Regions from separate parts of the Homo sapiens genome. Here region 2 is linked to region 1. Evidence: read pairs that join two places in POLR2A ChIA-PET (ENCODE). Cell type or tissue: IMR-90. All regions are shown on one strand. Each heading gives the region's core, and the rest is flanking DNA. Links, peaks and the distances in the headings are about the cores only.

Evidence for each region. ChIA-PET counts read pairs that join two places held together with the same protein. Peaks named below come from ENCODE experiments on the same cell type or tissue, not always from the same donor. Only the 100,000 strongest peaks of a DNase experiment are listed, where the experiment ranks them.
Region 2: POLR2A ChIA-PET joins it to region 1 with 5 read pairs; 2 of 35 experiments call an interaction of 5 or more read pairs at or near these places.

Annotation. Positions count from the first base shown.
Region 1 is chr3:48,097,160-48,105,092 of GRCh38, reverse strand. No RefSeq gene overlaps it. Among named protein-coding and RNA genes, the nearest start is that of MAP4, 85 kb to the right of the region's middle. In IMR-90, for the core only: no CTCF peak of the experiment used is centred there; a DNase peak (open chromatin) is centred at 3,962; H3K27ac peaks cover 195 bases.
Region 2 is chr3:47,809,440-47,817,372 of GRCh38, reverse strand. DHX30 (DExH-box helicase 30) reads right to left here. Exons shown (of 22, transcript NM_138615.3): 3 at 6,662-6,716. The coding sequence starts at 6,689. Among named protein-coding and RNA genes, the nearest start is that of DHX30, 10 kb to the right of the region's middle. In IMR-90, for the core only: no CTCF peak of the experiment used is centred there; no DNase peak of the experiment used is centred there.

The DNA of each region.
Region 1 (7,933 bases), core at 1,690-6,689:
GTGAATCCACACCATATTCAGTAAATGGCGCTGAGAAAATTGGCTAACCATATGCAGAAGAATGAAACTGGACCCCGATCTCTCACCATGTGGTGTTATACATTGGTTTTCCTCCACAGTTCCTAGTTCATAACTCCCATAGTCCTTGTTACAGCTTTTTTAAATAATATTAGGTGTGTTAAGCCTCAGGAAACAGAATCTCTCCCCTGTTCTTTCACCTGCTCCAAAGCAGGACTCTAATCTATTTCTACCTTTCTGACTGTGGGTCTTCAGATCCTCCCAGGAAAACTGGGCAAAGACATAAATAGACAGTTCTCAAAAGAAGACATACAAGCAGCCAAGAAACATATGAAAAAATGCTCCACATTACTATACCCTGGGGGAAGGAATGCTCATGCCATGAAGCCTCCATAAAACCCCGAGGGAGGCTGGGCACGGTGGTTCACGCCTGTAATCCCAGCACTTTGGGAGGCAGAGACGGGTGGATCACTTGAGGTGAGGAGTTCGAGACCAGCCTGGCCAACATGGTGAAACCCTATCTCTACTAAAAATACAAAAAAATTAGATGGGTGTGGTATCAGGCACCTGTAATCCCAGCTACTTGTGAGACTGAAGCAAGAGAATTGCTTGAACCTGGGAGGTGGAGGTTGCAATGAGCTGAGGTCGTGCCATTGCACTCCAGCCTGGGTGACAGAGTGAGACTGTCTTAAAACAAAAACAAAAACAAAAACAAACAAACAAAAAACCAAGAGGATAGGGTTTAGAGAGTGCTTCAGGATAGCTGAACACATGGAGGTTCCTAGAGGCTGGCACGCCCCGGGAGGGCATGGAAGCCCCACGTCCATTCCCCCACACCTCGCCCTATGCATCTCTTCATCTGCATCCTTTGTAATATCCTTTATAATCAACCAGTAAACCTAAGTAAGTGTTTCCGTGAGTTCTGTGAGACATTCCAGCAAATTAATTAAACGCAAAGGGGGTCATGGGGACCCCAACTTAAAGCTGGTCAGTCAGAAGTTCTGGAGGCTGGAACTTGTAGCTGGTGTGTGTTGGGGATAGTTTTGGGGACTGAGCCTTCCACCTGTGGGATCTGACACTATCTCCATGTAGATATAGTGTAAATAATCAACAGAGTAAACAGCCAAAGAAATAATCAACAGAGTAAACAGACAACCTGACAACCTATAGAATGGGATAAAATATTTGTAAATTAGGGCAGGCACGGTGGCTCACGCCTATAATCCCAGCACTTTGGTAGGCCAAGGAGGGCGGATCACGAGGTCAGGAGATCGAGACCATCCTGGCTAACATGGTGAAACCCTGTCTCTACTAAAACCACAAAAAATTAGCCAGGCGCGCTGGTGGGCGCCTGTGGTCCCAGTTACTCAGAAGACTGAGGCAGAAGAATGGCGTCAACCCAGGAGGCAGAGCTTGCAGCGAGCTGAGATCGCGCCACTGCACTCCAGCCTGGGCAACAGAGCGAGACTCCGTCTAAAAAAAAAAAAAAAACGCTGAGCGCAGTGGCTTGCGCCTGTAATCCCAGCACTTTGGGAGGCTGAGGCGGGCGGATCATGAGTCAGGAGATCGAGACCATCCTGGCTAATACAGTGAAACCCTGTCTCTACTAAAAATACAAAAAATCAGCCGGGTGTGGTGGTGGGCGCCTGCAGTCCCAGCTACTCAGGAGGCTGAGGCAGGAGAATGGCGTGAATCTGGGAGGCAGACCTTGCAGTGAGCCGAGATCCTGCCACTGTATTCCAGCCTGGGTGACAGAGCAAGACTCCGTCTCAAAAAAAAAAAATTATAAATTATGTCTCTGACAAAAGACTAACGTACAAAATCTACAAATAAATAACACAACAAGAAAAAAAAAACAAACAACTCCATGGCTGGGCACAGTGGCTCATGCCTGTAATCCCAGCACTTTGAGAGGCCAAGGTGGGAGGATTGCTTGAGCCCAGGAGTTCAAGACCAGCCTGGGCAACATAATGAGACCCCCCTCTCAATAAAAATAAAGCAAAAATAAATAAATAAAACCCACCAAACAACTCCATTAAAAACTGGGCAAAGACATGAACAGACACTTCTCAAAAGAAGACATACAAGCGGCCACAAACATAGGAAAAAATGTTCCACATCACTAATCATCATAGAAGTGCAAATTAAAACCACAATGAGATATTTTATACCAGTCAGAATGGCCATTATTAAAAAGTCAAAAAACAGACGTTGGTGTGGATGCAGAGAAAAGGGAACACTTGGCCTAGTGTGGTGGCTCACACCTATAATCCCAACACTTTGGGAGGCCAAGGTGGATAGATCGTCTGGGCCTAGCAGTTTGTGACCAGCCTGGGCAACATGGTGAAACCCCATCTCTACTAAAAATACAAAAAATTAGCTGGGCCGGTTGGCACATGCCTGTAGTCCCAGTTACTTGGGAGGCTTAGGTGGGAGGATCACCTGAGCTTGGGAAGTCGAGGCTGCAGTAAGCTTAGATTGCACCACTGCACTCCAGCCTAGGCAATGGGAGTGAGATCCTGTCTAAAAAACAAACAAACAAAGAAATAAACAAACAAAAAAAAAACCAAATGCCTTCTCATCTATAAGTGGAAACTAAACAAAGGGTACACATGGACGTAAAGATGAAAATAATAGACACTGGGGACTCTAAAACAGGGTAGGCTGAGAGGGGGGCAAGGGTTGAAAAATTACCTGTCAGGTACAACCTTCACTATTTGGGTAATGAGTACACTAGAAATCCAATCCCCACCATTATGCAATATACTCATGAAACCATCAAGCACATGTGCCCACTAATCTAATATAAAATAGGCTTGGGACAGTGGTTCATGCCTGTAATCCCAGCATTTTGGGAGTCTGAGGTGGGAGGATCGCTAGAGACCAGGAGTTAGAGACCAGGCTGGGCAACACGTCAAGACCTTGTCTTTACAAAAAATAAAAAAATTAGCCAGGTGTGGTGGCACATACCTGTGATCCTAGCTACTCAGGAGGATGAGGTGGGCGGATTGCTGGAGCCCAGGAGTTCGAGGCTATAGTCCACTAAGATTGTACTACTGCACTCCAGCTTGGATGACAGAGTGAAACTATCTCAAAATAAAATAAAATAAAATAGGTGACTCTTGGTAAAGTGTATGTGAGAGTCCTACATACTATTTTTATTTTTGCAAATTTTCAGTAAGTTTGAAAATTTTTTTTGTTTTTAATGGTGTTAATTTGTATTTTCTTCTTCTTTTTTTTTTTTTTTTTTTTTGAGACAGGATCTCACTCTGTCACTCAGGCTGGAGTGTAGTGGTACGGACGCGGCTCACTGCAGCCTTGACCTACTGGGCTCAAGGGATCCTCCTGCCTCAACCTCCTCTGTAGCTGGGACCACAGGCACATGCCACCATGCCTGGCTAATTTTTCTTTTTTTGGAGACAGGGTCTTGCTCTGTCACCCAGAGTGCAGTGGTGCAGCGGTAGGATCTTAGCTCACTGCAACCTCTGCCTCCTGGGTTCAAGCAATTCTCCTGCCTCAGCCTCCCAAGTAGCTGAGATCACAGGCACCTGACACTATGGCTGGCTAATTTTTGTATTTTTAGTATGGACAGGGTTTCACCATGTTGCCAGGCTGGTGTGAAACTCCTGACCTCAGGTGATCCACCTGCCTCAGCCTCTAAAAGTGCTGGTATAACAGACATGAGCCACCGCTCCTGGCCCTGGCTAATTTTAAAATTTTTATTGTAGAAATGAGGTCTCACTTTGCTGCCCAGGCTAGTCTCAAACTTTTGAGCTCAAGCCATCCTCCCATCTCAACCTCCCAAAGTGCTGGGATTACAAGCGTGACCCACTGTGCCTGGCAAAATTATGCCTAAGTGTTTAAAAAATGCTTCCCTGCAAAGTCCTCTGTCCACACTAATTGAGTCAGTGTGGACTGTGCCCACAGGAATTCCATGATTATGTGCAGCTCTTTCTTAAATACAAGTTAGTTTATCCAATCTGCCCATTGTTTCATTCCAAGCTAAGTGAGGAAGGGCCAAAGAGCTAAGGCAAGCATCTTTTAAAATAATCCTTTTATGTTCATCTCCTCTCAGAAAACCTTTTCTGAAGCAGGCTCTCACCAAAGGCTTACTGAATTGGCCATAGTTGGCTAATTCTGAGTGATCTATGGTGAGCTCTGAACAGAGAGAGCAATTATGATTATAGCCAGGAAGCAGATCCTGGAGAGAAAAGGGAAAGAGAAAAAACAAACAAAAAAATCAGTCAGGCACAGTGCTGGCTCATATCTGTAATCCTATCACTCTGGGAGGCAAAGGTGAATCACTTGAGCCCTTGAGCTCCCCAGGAGTTTAGACCAGTCTGGGCAACATGGTGAGAACCCTGTTCCTAAAAAATAAATAAATAAAGTTTAGCCAGGCGTAGTGGCACACGTCTATAGTCCCAACTACTCAGGAGGCTGAGGTGGGAGGATTGCTGGAGCCTGGGCCATCAAGGCTGCAGTGAGCCATGAACACACCACTGCACTTCAGCGTGGGCAACAGAGTGAGAACTTGTCTCAAAAAAAAAGGCCAGGCACGGTGGCTCACGCCTATCATCCCAGCACTTTGGGAGGCCGAGGCAGGCAGATCACGAGGTCAGGAGATCGAGACCATCCTGGCTAACATGGTGAAACTCTGTCTCTACTAAAAATACAAAAAAATTAGCCAGGCGTGGTGGCGGCCGCCTGTAGTCCTAGCCACTCGGGAGGCTGAGGCAGGAGAATGGTGTGAACCCGGGAGGCGGAGCTTGCAGTGAGCCAAGATGGTGCCACTGCACTCCAGCCTGGTTGACAGAGCGAGACTCCGCTTCAAAAAAAAAAAAAATTCAAGATGAGGTGGAAAGTGCACTGAGCAAGGAGTCAAAGGATGTGATCTCTAGTTCCAGATCTACCACTTACTGGTTGGGTAACTAGGTGTGTACTAGGAGAGGGGAAAATGTCTCCCCTCTATCTTTCTAGGTTCTTTGGCCAGGCTATGAATTAAATTCAAATAAGACAGATTAACAAGAGAAAAAGTATATTTAATTATGTATATACACACAGGAGTCCCACAAAACATAAGACCCTTAGAAGGGTCAGACTATTGAAGCTTATATAGCATCCTGAGCTACAGAAAGGAATACAGACCTGCCTGAGGGAGGGGTAGGTGGCAACAAGCCACAGGAGGGCAAGGGGAGGAAACATATATGAACCAAGGGCATTCTGCTATGCAGATAAAAAGTCTCTCAGGTAATAAAGGTTATCTCAGGGCTGGGGGTGGTGGCTTGTGCCTGTAATCCCAGCACTTTTGGAGGCTGAGGTGGGCAGATTACTTGAGGTCAGGAGTTCAAGACCAGCCTGGCCAACATGGTGAAACCCCATCTCTACTAAAAATACAAAAAATTAGCTGGGTGTGGTGGCACGAGCCTGTAATCTCAACTATTCGGAAGGCTGAGGCATGAGAATCGCTTGAACCTGGGAGGTGAAGGTTGCAGTGAGCTGAGATTGTGCAACTGCCCTCCAGCCTGGGAAACTGAGTGAGACTCTGTCTCAAAATAAAATAAAATAAAATAAAATAAAATAAAAGATAAGATAAAATGTTATCTCAGAGCAGTTATCTTCCTAATACAGATAATCTACTAATGTAGATTTCCTTTATAGATGTGAAGTTCTTTTATAAAAGGACAAATTTTCAGAGCTACTCCTGTGTCTGCAGTTTCTCAGAATAATCAGCTCAAATATGCCAAAGAGGTACATTTTGGGGTGGCATGCTGTGATCTCCTATAGTCATATTTTGGGGTGGGGTGCCCTGAGCCCCATCAGTGATCTTGGGTACACAACTTCACATCCCTAAATCTGTTTCCTCAACTTCAAAATGTGGATAGTAATACTAACTCAGATTATCTCAGAGTCATAGAAAGCCTAACCTCTCACACCAGAGAGCAAAGCGCTTCACAACAAGCAAAGTGCTATCACAGTGAAAGAAGAAAATTAGAAGCTATAATTCAGTCTTAGAATGCCAGGGCTTGAAGGGCCCTTTGACAGTCTGCCACCCTCTTATTTCATAAATGATGCATTTGAAGCCCCAAAAGGGGAAATCACATAGCATGTTTAGGGGTTAGGGGCAGAGGTGGGCATGTTACTCCAGTATTTTTAGAGTAGAAACAACCCCTTCCCTCCTTTGTGCTCCGCCTAGGTGTAGGTATATAAAATTAACTAAAGGAAGAGGGCCCAGGCATGGTGGCTCATGCCTGTAATCCCAGCACTTTGGGAGGCCGAGGCAGGTGGATCACCTGAGGTCAGGAGTTTGAGACCAGCCTGGTCAACATGGTGAAACCCCATCTCTCAGAAAAAGAAAAAAAAAATTAACCAAAGGAAGAGAAAATAAGGATCTAGCTAGAGGGACTTTGTGTTCAGGGAATGCCCCAAAGGTGTTACATTCACTCAAAGGAGACGGGCCCTTGTAATTAGTCCTGAGGTCACAGGAACAAGGGAACACTGGGTGAACCTTGAAAGAAGTAGTCATAGAGGAAAGAAGTGCCATATTACACACTATACAGCATGAACGATGAATGAGACCAAAGAAAGTAAGAGGTGAAAGAGACCATCACCATCTTGTTCTACTTCCCCTGGTAGAGATGAGGAACCTGAGGTCCAGAGATGGGAAATGGCTTGCCCAAGGCCACATAGCTTGTTCCTGGCAGAGCTGGGACTGTAATGGGGTTTCTCAACTCGTAGTCCAGGACTTTTACTCCATATATCAGTTGGGATTGCATTTAGCTGCAAATGACAGATACTAATGGTGGCTTACATCAATAGGGGTTTATTGGCCAACGATGGCTTTAAGAGATAGGAGTTTTGGCCAGGCGTGGTGGCTCACGTCTGTAATCCCAGCACTTTGGGAGGCTGAGGCAGGCAGATCATCTGAGGTCAGGAGTTAGAGACCAGCCTGACCAACATGGAGAAACGTCGTCTCTCCTAAAAATACAAAATTAGCTGGGTGTGGTGGTGCATGCCTGTAATCCCAGCTACTCGGGAGGCTGAGGCAGGAGAATGGCTTGAACCTGGGAGGCAGAGGTTTCAGTGAGCTGCGTCTCAAAAAAAAAAAAAGATAGGGGTTCATTTTGATCACTTTACAGGAAATCAAAGATTAAGGTAGCTAGCCAGGTGTGGGGTATGGTGGCTCACACCTGTATACCAGCTACTCAAGAGGCTGAGGTAGGAGGATCTCTGAGCCCAGGAGTTTGAGACCATCTTGGGCAACATAGCGAGACCCCATTTCTTTTGTTTTTTTTTTGTTTTTTGTTTTTATGAGATGGAGTCTCGCTCTGCCGCCCAGGCTGGAGTGCAGTGGCGTGATCTTGGGTCAATGCAAACTCCGCCTCCTGGGTTCAAGTGATTCTCCTGCCTCAGCCTCCTGAGTAGCTGGGATTACAGGCACCTGCCACTGTGCTCAGCTAATTTTTGTATTTTTAGTAGAGATGGGGTTTCACCATCTTGGCCAGGCTGGGCGAGACCCCATTTCTTTTTTCTTTTGGAGATGGAGTTTCACTCTTGCTGCCCAGGATGGAGTGCAGTGGCACCATCTTGGCTCATCGCAACCGCTGTCTCCCAGGTTCAAGCGATTCTCCTGCCTCAGCCTCCTGAGTAGCTGGGATTACAGGCACCTGCCACCATGTCCGGCTAATTTTTCTATTTTTAGTAGAGATGGGGTTTCACCATGTTGGCCAGGCTGGTCTCAAACTCCTGACCTCAGGTGATCCACCCACCTCGGCCTCCCAAAGTGCTGGGATTACAGGCGTGAGCCACGGCACCTGGCCCTATTTTTTTTTTTAAATGAAGTTTCACTCTGTTGCCAGGCTGGAGTGCAGTTGCGCGATCTTGGCTCACTGCAGCCTCCTGGGTTGAAGCGATTCTC
Region 2 (7,933 bases), core at 1,837-6,836, 290 kb after region 1:
AACTTGAGGTACATGAACGAAAATTAAGGCACTGAGTCTTCCACGGGAAGGTGGAAATACATGGGTAAGGAAGGTGGAAATATATGGGTAAGGAAGGCTTAAGGTCCTTTTAAACCACCTAAATGGTGACATTCAGAGAGTCACTAGTCTTGGGGCTGGGAGAAATGCATGCACTCTTTGCTCTCTTTGCCCCTCTGGTTTCAGTACAGTAAATGGGGTAGAAGGGGAGCAGAGATGGCCACACACACCTGAAGCTTGAGAAACCACCTGTTCTACAAAGATGTTCATTTGTGGAATGCAAATTGACTCATATACAATTGGTAAAGAGGAGAAAGATATCAGTAAAACAAGACTCTTGTTTCAAAAAATTCTGAAAGCAAAGGAGCTGAAAAAGCAGGAGTAGAATTATAATCTTCAGCAGGAAAGAAAAAGCCCTTTCAGCTATTTTTTTTTTTATTAAAATTGAGTGCCTATACCTATAGAGAATCAAGGTGGTAGATACAAAGGTGTTCACTATACAATTTCTTCAATGTTTCAGTATTTTTGAAATTTTTCACAACAAAATGTTAGGGGAGAAGCAAGTCCTGCACTCCAACCCTCCTCCCCCACAGTCCCAGCTGCACACACTCCTTCACCACAGTGGCTGTTTCAGAACTCCACCTCCACCTGGGCTTCCTCGGTAACTGCCAGCTCTGCTCACATTAGAAGGCTCTTTGTAGCCCGGCGCGGTGGCTCACGCCTATAATCCCAGCACTTTGGGAGGCTGAGGCCAGCGGATCACAAGGTCAAGAGATCGAGACCATCCTGGCCAACATGGTGAAACCCCGTCTCTACTAAAAATACAAAAATTGGCAGGGCATGGTGGCGTGTGCCTGTAGTCCCAGCTACTCAGGAGGCTGAGGCACGAGAATGACTTGAACCCGGGAGGCGGAGGATGCAGTGAGCCGAGATCGCGCCATTGCACTCCAGCCTGGCCACAGAACAAGACTCCGTCTTAAAAAAAAAAAAAAAAAAAAGAAGACGGCTCTTTGTACATTTGCAGCATCACATCACCCTGAGCTGCCTGTCTAGGTAGTCCAAAGCATCTTCCCAAGCACCAATAATTGTTTTTTGTCATATTTTGGTCAAAAAGTTGCAGTTGCATTGGCCCAATTCTATTTTTCCCATAAGCTCTCTTATAATATTATAGATGTGTGATTTTTTTCTTTTTATTTTATAGGTATGTGATTTTACAGAAAACATACATAGAGTTACAGCAGACGTGCTTGTAGGATCTTCTAGAACTAAATGCCTAGGATCAAGGTTTATTTTGAAACTAATTCCAGTTCTGCCTTGAAGCTAAGGTTGGAAATGACCAGCTCAACCTCTCCATTCCTGTTTAAGGAGGGTCCTCATTCACATCCAGGGATGCTGGATTGAAAAAAAAAAAAAAAGAATAAATGATTCAATGATTAGTTATTATCTCATTAAGCATTTTCAGCAATTGGGAGAGAGTTGTTACAATCCCATAACTTCACTGAGCCCACTTCTGACCATGTACCTGGAGAGAAAATGCACATTCTTGCTATTGATCCAGTGTTTTTCAAAGTTTTGTGCTGGCTGTGAAAGACTCAGCTTGCTCTTTTTTTTTTTTTTTTTTTTTTTTTTTTGCTCTTTTTTATTGTTCAGCTTGCTCTTTGTAGCCTGAGTCCGATGGCATTACAGGTAAGAAATCAGACAGCTAAGTTAAGATGCTCGCAAGGGCAGTAACAAGTAACTTACCAGGAACATGGGCATTCTTACCAACAGCTTTGTTAAATTACATAATGAGAAAGATGGTAGCTAGCCACAAGACCCAGTGGGCCACCATCCACAATGCTGCATGGAATTGCTATAGCTGTTTCCATCAGAACCATCAAATGGCCCATCCTATTGAGGCTATAAGCTCCAGAGTACCAAGAAGCATCTCTGAAACAGAGCTCTCTTCACCCTAGTGTCTCCTACACAGCAGGTGCTCAATCATGCAACCTCACAGCACACTGCATGCTGAGGCAAGGCTATAGCTCTCCAGTATTTATCAAGGGCATACCATGCCCAAGAGTAAGGGTTGAGCACCGACCATAGCCAGGTGCTTTTCCTATATTTCAGCTCTAATATCTTCACTGTAGTCCTGAAGATAGCAGGTAGGAAACAAGATCAGGTAAGTTAACACCTTGCTAGTATTAGGGAAAGCCAGATTCAAGCCCCAGTCAATGAAACTCGGGAACCTCAAGCTTCACATCAACTTACATTTCCTCTCAAGGTTCATGACACCCTAGGAACTCATAATTTGATGATGAAGAGCAAAGAAACATGTAAAAGGAAAACTCAAGCCAAGCACAGTGGCTCACACCTGTAGTCCCAACACTTTGGGAGGCCAAGGCAGGAGGATTACATGAAGCCAGGAGTTTGAGAACAGCCTGGGAAACATAGGAAGACCCTGTTTCCACCAAAAAAAAAAAAATTATTTTTTTAATTATTTTATTTCTTAAAAAAATACAGAACAAAACAAAACAAAACTAACTAACAAAAAACGGCCGGGCGTGGTGGTTCACACCTGTAATCCCAACACTTTAGGAGGCCAAGGCGGGTGGATCATGAGGTCAGGAGACTGAGGCCATCCTGGCTAACATGGTGAAACCCCATCTCCACTAAAAATACAAAAAATTAGCCAGGCGTGGTGGCTGGCGCCTGTAGTCCCAGCTACTCGGGAGGCTGAGGCAGAAAAATGGCATGAATCTGGGAGGTGGAGCTTGCTAAAAATACAGAGAGACAGGGTCTCCCAATGCTGTCCAGGCTGCTCTCAAACTCCTGGCTCAAACAATCTTTTTGTCTTAGCCTCCCAAAGTGCTGGGATTACAAGCATGAGACACGGCGCTCAGACAGGAAAAAAAAATTTTTTTTTCTTTTTTTTTTTTTTTTTTTGTTTTGAGACAGAGTCTCGCTCTGTCACCCAGGCTAGAGTGCAGTGGTGTGATCTCAGCTCACTGCCACCTCTGCCTCCTGGGTTCAAGCGATTTGCTGCCTCAGCCTCCCAAGTAGCTGGGATTACCATGCCCGGCTGATTTTTATTTTTATTTTTATTTTTTTTTAGTAGAGACGGGGTTTCACCATGTTGGCCAGGCTGGTCTCGAACTCCTGATGTCAAGTAGTCCACCCACCTTAGCCTCCCAAAGTGCTGGGATTACAGGCCTGAGCCACCGCGCTCAGCTGAGGATCGTGATTTTTATTGGGCTTTCCATCTCTTTACAAAATCAGTACTATTAATTCAGAGACACTCACCATGAGAAAACCTGCTTTCATCGACCTTTTACAAGTGGGTAGACAATAAAGCCCACTGGTTAGTAAGTAAACACAAAGTGCTAATTTTAGCTAAAAAAAAAAAATGTGCTGCCCACACTAATCTCAAGTTCAGTTTTTTCCTTCTTACATACAGCTGGCCAAAAAAAAAAAAAAAAAAAAAGCCCAGGATGACAGAAATAAATTTTTTCAAACAATATGAAAACAGATGGAGTGGCTGGAGATACACAAGGAGGCAGGGACATGCTGCTCTCTGAGCCCTAGTACGTCCAGCCCTCCTTCTGGCCCCATTCAATGGGTTACACAGGGCACCACTTGGCCAGGGGTTTCCCAGGCCTCGAGGAACACAACTTAGAGAGAGAGAAGACACAATCAGGAAGACCTATTTAATCAGCAGTTATAGACGTTCTGTTATGGTTCTTATTTATTTGTAAAATATCCTCAGACAGAAGCCTCAGAATCAGCTTCAACACGGGCTACAGGCCCTTTACTCTTCAGTCTCTTGAAGAAAAAAAGTCATGTTCTAAGAAATACAAAGCTCTCAGGATCTGGCCCCTAAAGTCCCCACAGGCTACTTTACCTCCTATAAACACATTGTGAACTCTACCCTATAGCCCTGTCAAGGCTCAATTCTGCCATTGCCTATGCAACCCCCTCACTCAGTGTGCTGTAGAGCACTAATTTCAAGACTTGCCAGAATTTCTTTTTGTTTTTTGAGATGGAGTCTCGCTGTTTCGCCCAGGCCAGACAGTGGCGCGATCTCGGCTCACTGCAAGCTCCGCCCCCTGGGTTCACACCATTCTCCTGCCTCAGCCTCCCGAGTAGCTGGGACTATAGGCACCCACCACCGCACCCGGCTAATTTTTTATTTTGTATTTTTAGTAGAGACGGGGTTTCACCATATTGGCCAGGATGGTCTCAATCTCCTGACCTCGTGATCCGCCTGCCTCGGCCTCCCAAAGTGCTGGGATTACAGGCGTGAGCCACCGCGCCCGGCAAGACTTGCCAGAGTTTCTATGATCACTAACGAAAGAATGACTTTGATATAGTGTGGATATTTGTCCCTACCCAAATCTCATGTTGAAATGTAATCTCCTGCTGGTGGCTCACGCCTGTAATCCCAACACTTTGGGAGGCCGAGATGGGCGAAATCACTTGAGCTCAGGAGTTACAGACCAGCCTGGCCAATATGGCGAAATCCCATCTCTACTAAAAATACAAGAATTACCCGGGTGTGGTGGCACACGCCTGTAGTCCCAGCTACTCGGGAGGCTGAGGCAGGAGAATTGCTTGAACCCGGGAGGCAGAGGTTGCAGTGAGCCAAGCTCGTGCCACTGCACTCCAGCCTGGGCAACAACAGAGTGAGACTCCGTCTCAAAAAAAAAAAAAAAGGAAATGTAATCTCTGCTGTTGAAGGGTCACAGAATGGATCCCTCATGGCTTGCTACTATCCTTGTGATAGTGAGTAAATTCTCATGAAATCTTTTTTTTTTTTTTGAGATGGATTCTTGCCCTGTCGCCCAGGCTGGAGTGCAGTGGCACAATCTTGACTCACTACAACCTGCACCTCCTGGGTTCAAGCAATTCTCGTGCCTTAGCCTCCCAAGTAGCTGGGAATACAGGTGCACACCACCACGCCTAGCTAATTTTCTGTATTTTTAGTAGAGACGGGTCTCATCATGTTGGCCAGGCTGGTCTCAAATGCCTGACCTCAAGTGATCCGCCCACTTTGGCCTCCCAAAGTGCTGGGATTACAGGTGTGAGCCACTGCGCCCAGCCTCTCATGAGATCCTGTTGTTTATTTTATTTATTTATTTATTTATTTTTGAGATGGCATCTCACTCTTGTTGCCCAGGCTGGAGTGCAATGGCACGATCTCAGCTCACTGCAACCCGTCTCCCAGGTTCAAGCGATTCTCCTGCCTCAGCCTCCCAAGTAGCTGGGATTACAGGTGCCCACCACCACACATGGCCTTTTTTTTTTTTTTTTTTGAGACTGAGTCTTGCTCTGTTGCCCAGGCTGGAGTGCAGTGGTGTAATCTCGGCTCACTGCAACCTCTGCCTCCCGGGTTAAAGCTATTCTCCTGCCTCAGCCTCCCAAGTAGCTGGGACTATAGGCGCAGACTGCCACGCCTGGATAATTTTTTGTATTTTAGTAGAGATGGGGTTTCACTGTGTTGTCCAGGCTGGTCTGGAACTCCTGAGCTCAGGCAATCCGTCCACCTTGGCCTCCCAAAGTGCTGGGATTACAGGCGTGAGCCATCATGCCCAGCCAATCTTGTTTAAATTGTGTGGCACCTCCCCAACTCTCTCTCTCTGGATCCTGATTTTTGCCACGTGACACGCCTGCTCCCGCTTCACCTTCTGCCCCTGAGTGAAAGCTCCCTGAGTCCTCCCCAGAAGCCAAACAGATGCCAGCACCATGTTTCCTATACACCCTGCAGAAATGTGAGCCAATTAAACCTCTTTTCTTATAAATTACCCAGTCTCAGGTATTTTTTTATACCAATGCAAGAACAGCCTAATACAGACTCAATCCAACTTCCACCAGTGTTTACTGAGGCCTACTATGTGCGAAATGCTGGCCAGGTGCTATGCATCGTAAAAGCACACAACAGGCCCTGGCTACAGGGAGCTTCCAATCTAGTGACAAAATGATTAATTCAGAATAGACTAACCATGAGAACGAACAGGTATGGTACCGAGGAAGATTGGAGAAAGATTGCATTTGGTCAACAGAATTAGGAAAGGTTCATGAAGGAGATGGTATAAAATACTAGCCTAGAAAAATAGGATTTTAGAGGCCAGCCACGGTGGCTCACACCTGTAATCCCAGCACTTTGGGAGGCCGAGGTGGGTGGATCACTTGAGGTCAACAGTTTGAGACCAGCCTGGCCAACATGGTGAAACCCCGTCTCAACTAAAAAAAAAAAAAAGAATTAGCCGAGCTTGGCAGCTGGTTCCTGTAATCCCAGCTACTACGGAGGCTGAGGCAGGAGAATTGCTTCAACCCAGGAGGAGGAGATTGCACTGAGCCGAGATCGTGCCACTGCACTCCAGCCTGGGCGACAGAAGTGAGGCTCCATCTCAGAAAAAAAAAAAAGGATTTTAATAAGCAGGGAGTACGCAGAAGGGGGCACTGGGAGGAAGCATGGCAAAGGCCATGGCAAGGGTTGGCACAGATTCTAAGCACCATGCAAAAGGAAGGCTATAGGAAAGGCCTTTGGAAAACCACCCAAAGAAATGTGCAAGAACTACATACTGGGGAGAGACTTTCACAGCCCTCAGAGCTGCCCATCCCAATAAGGAAGGGCATGAGGTCACAAGCACAGTTGCAGTCTTACCTTTTCTGAATGAGTCCAGGCTGAACATTTCTGGCCAGGAGGGAAAGCTGGAATCCTGAGAACAAGGAGGGCCAAGAGGCAATGGTTAATATTCCTGGTCCAGCAACCCACAAAGAAGACTTCAGTAACATGGAGAGCACTGTTCAGAAAATGAAAAAAATGAAACTCTTCACTAATGAGCCCCAACTGCTGCTCCCCAGTCTTGAGGACTGGAAGGCCAGCTCCACTCTAGAGTAATTGTCTTTGCTTCTTTCTAATTGAGCACTTTCTTCCCTGTCCTAAAACTCCCCATATCCTGTTAAACAGAGGGAGATGCATTTCATCATGAGAGACATGTAGTTCTATCTAGTTCATCATAATACTTACAGGTTTCCTTCCCAGTTCATCATAATACTTGCAGGTTTCCTTCCTAGTTATCATAATACTTGCAGGTTTCCTTGGGACTTCCAGGAAGAAACGAAATTCTACATGGACCCCTTCTGTCATGTGGCATCAGGAAACAGGACTGATGACTGCCTTATGGGCAAACTGCCTTACTGGGCTTTCATAAAACCTAGTCAAGACCCTAAAAATGAGATTTGACTGACAGGATCAAAGAATAACTGTACAGTGATTCAGAATAAAAAGCTTTTCATAGCAGTCTCTATGAAATAACAAATATTAAGTTAAAGCACAACTATTAGCCAAAAGTTTTGGTGCATTTTGCTTATTAGTATATTTAACTGAGGACTATACTTAGAGATGACAAGAAAAAAAAGCAACACATCTGGTTTAACAATTTTGTTTTAAAAAATACTCAAACTCAGATTTATAGATGTTTTTATAATCCAGTACTCCTTGATTAGTGCAGTAACCTTAAATGGACTTTGTTTAAAAACATCTACACAGTGTTTAGCCAATCAGAATCATGTCCAACATTGATTGGAGTCTACTGGGGCCAACACTCCGGCTCCTGACTCCTGTTCCCTCTCATTCTCAAATTGTGGGGAGGTGGGGAGTGGAGGGCTGACCTGGGGCGGAATCTTTCAGGTCCATAGCAGGTCTGCCCTGATGGCCTCCACTCCCCAAGGGATGCTGGAAATTTCAGCCCATAGGATATGGTATATCACAGAGAAAACTTCAATACAATATCAACAATGATAACATTTACTTTAAGAAGTTACATTCCGGCCAGGCGCGGTGGCTCACGCCTGTAATCCCAGCACTTTGGGAGGCCGAGGTGGGCGGATCACGAGGTCAGGAGATCGAGACCATCCTTGCTAACACGGTGAA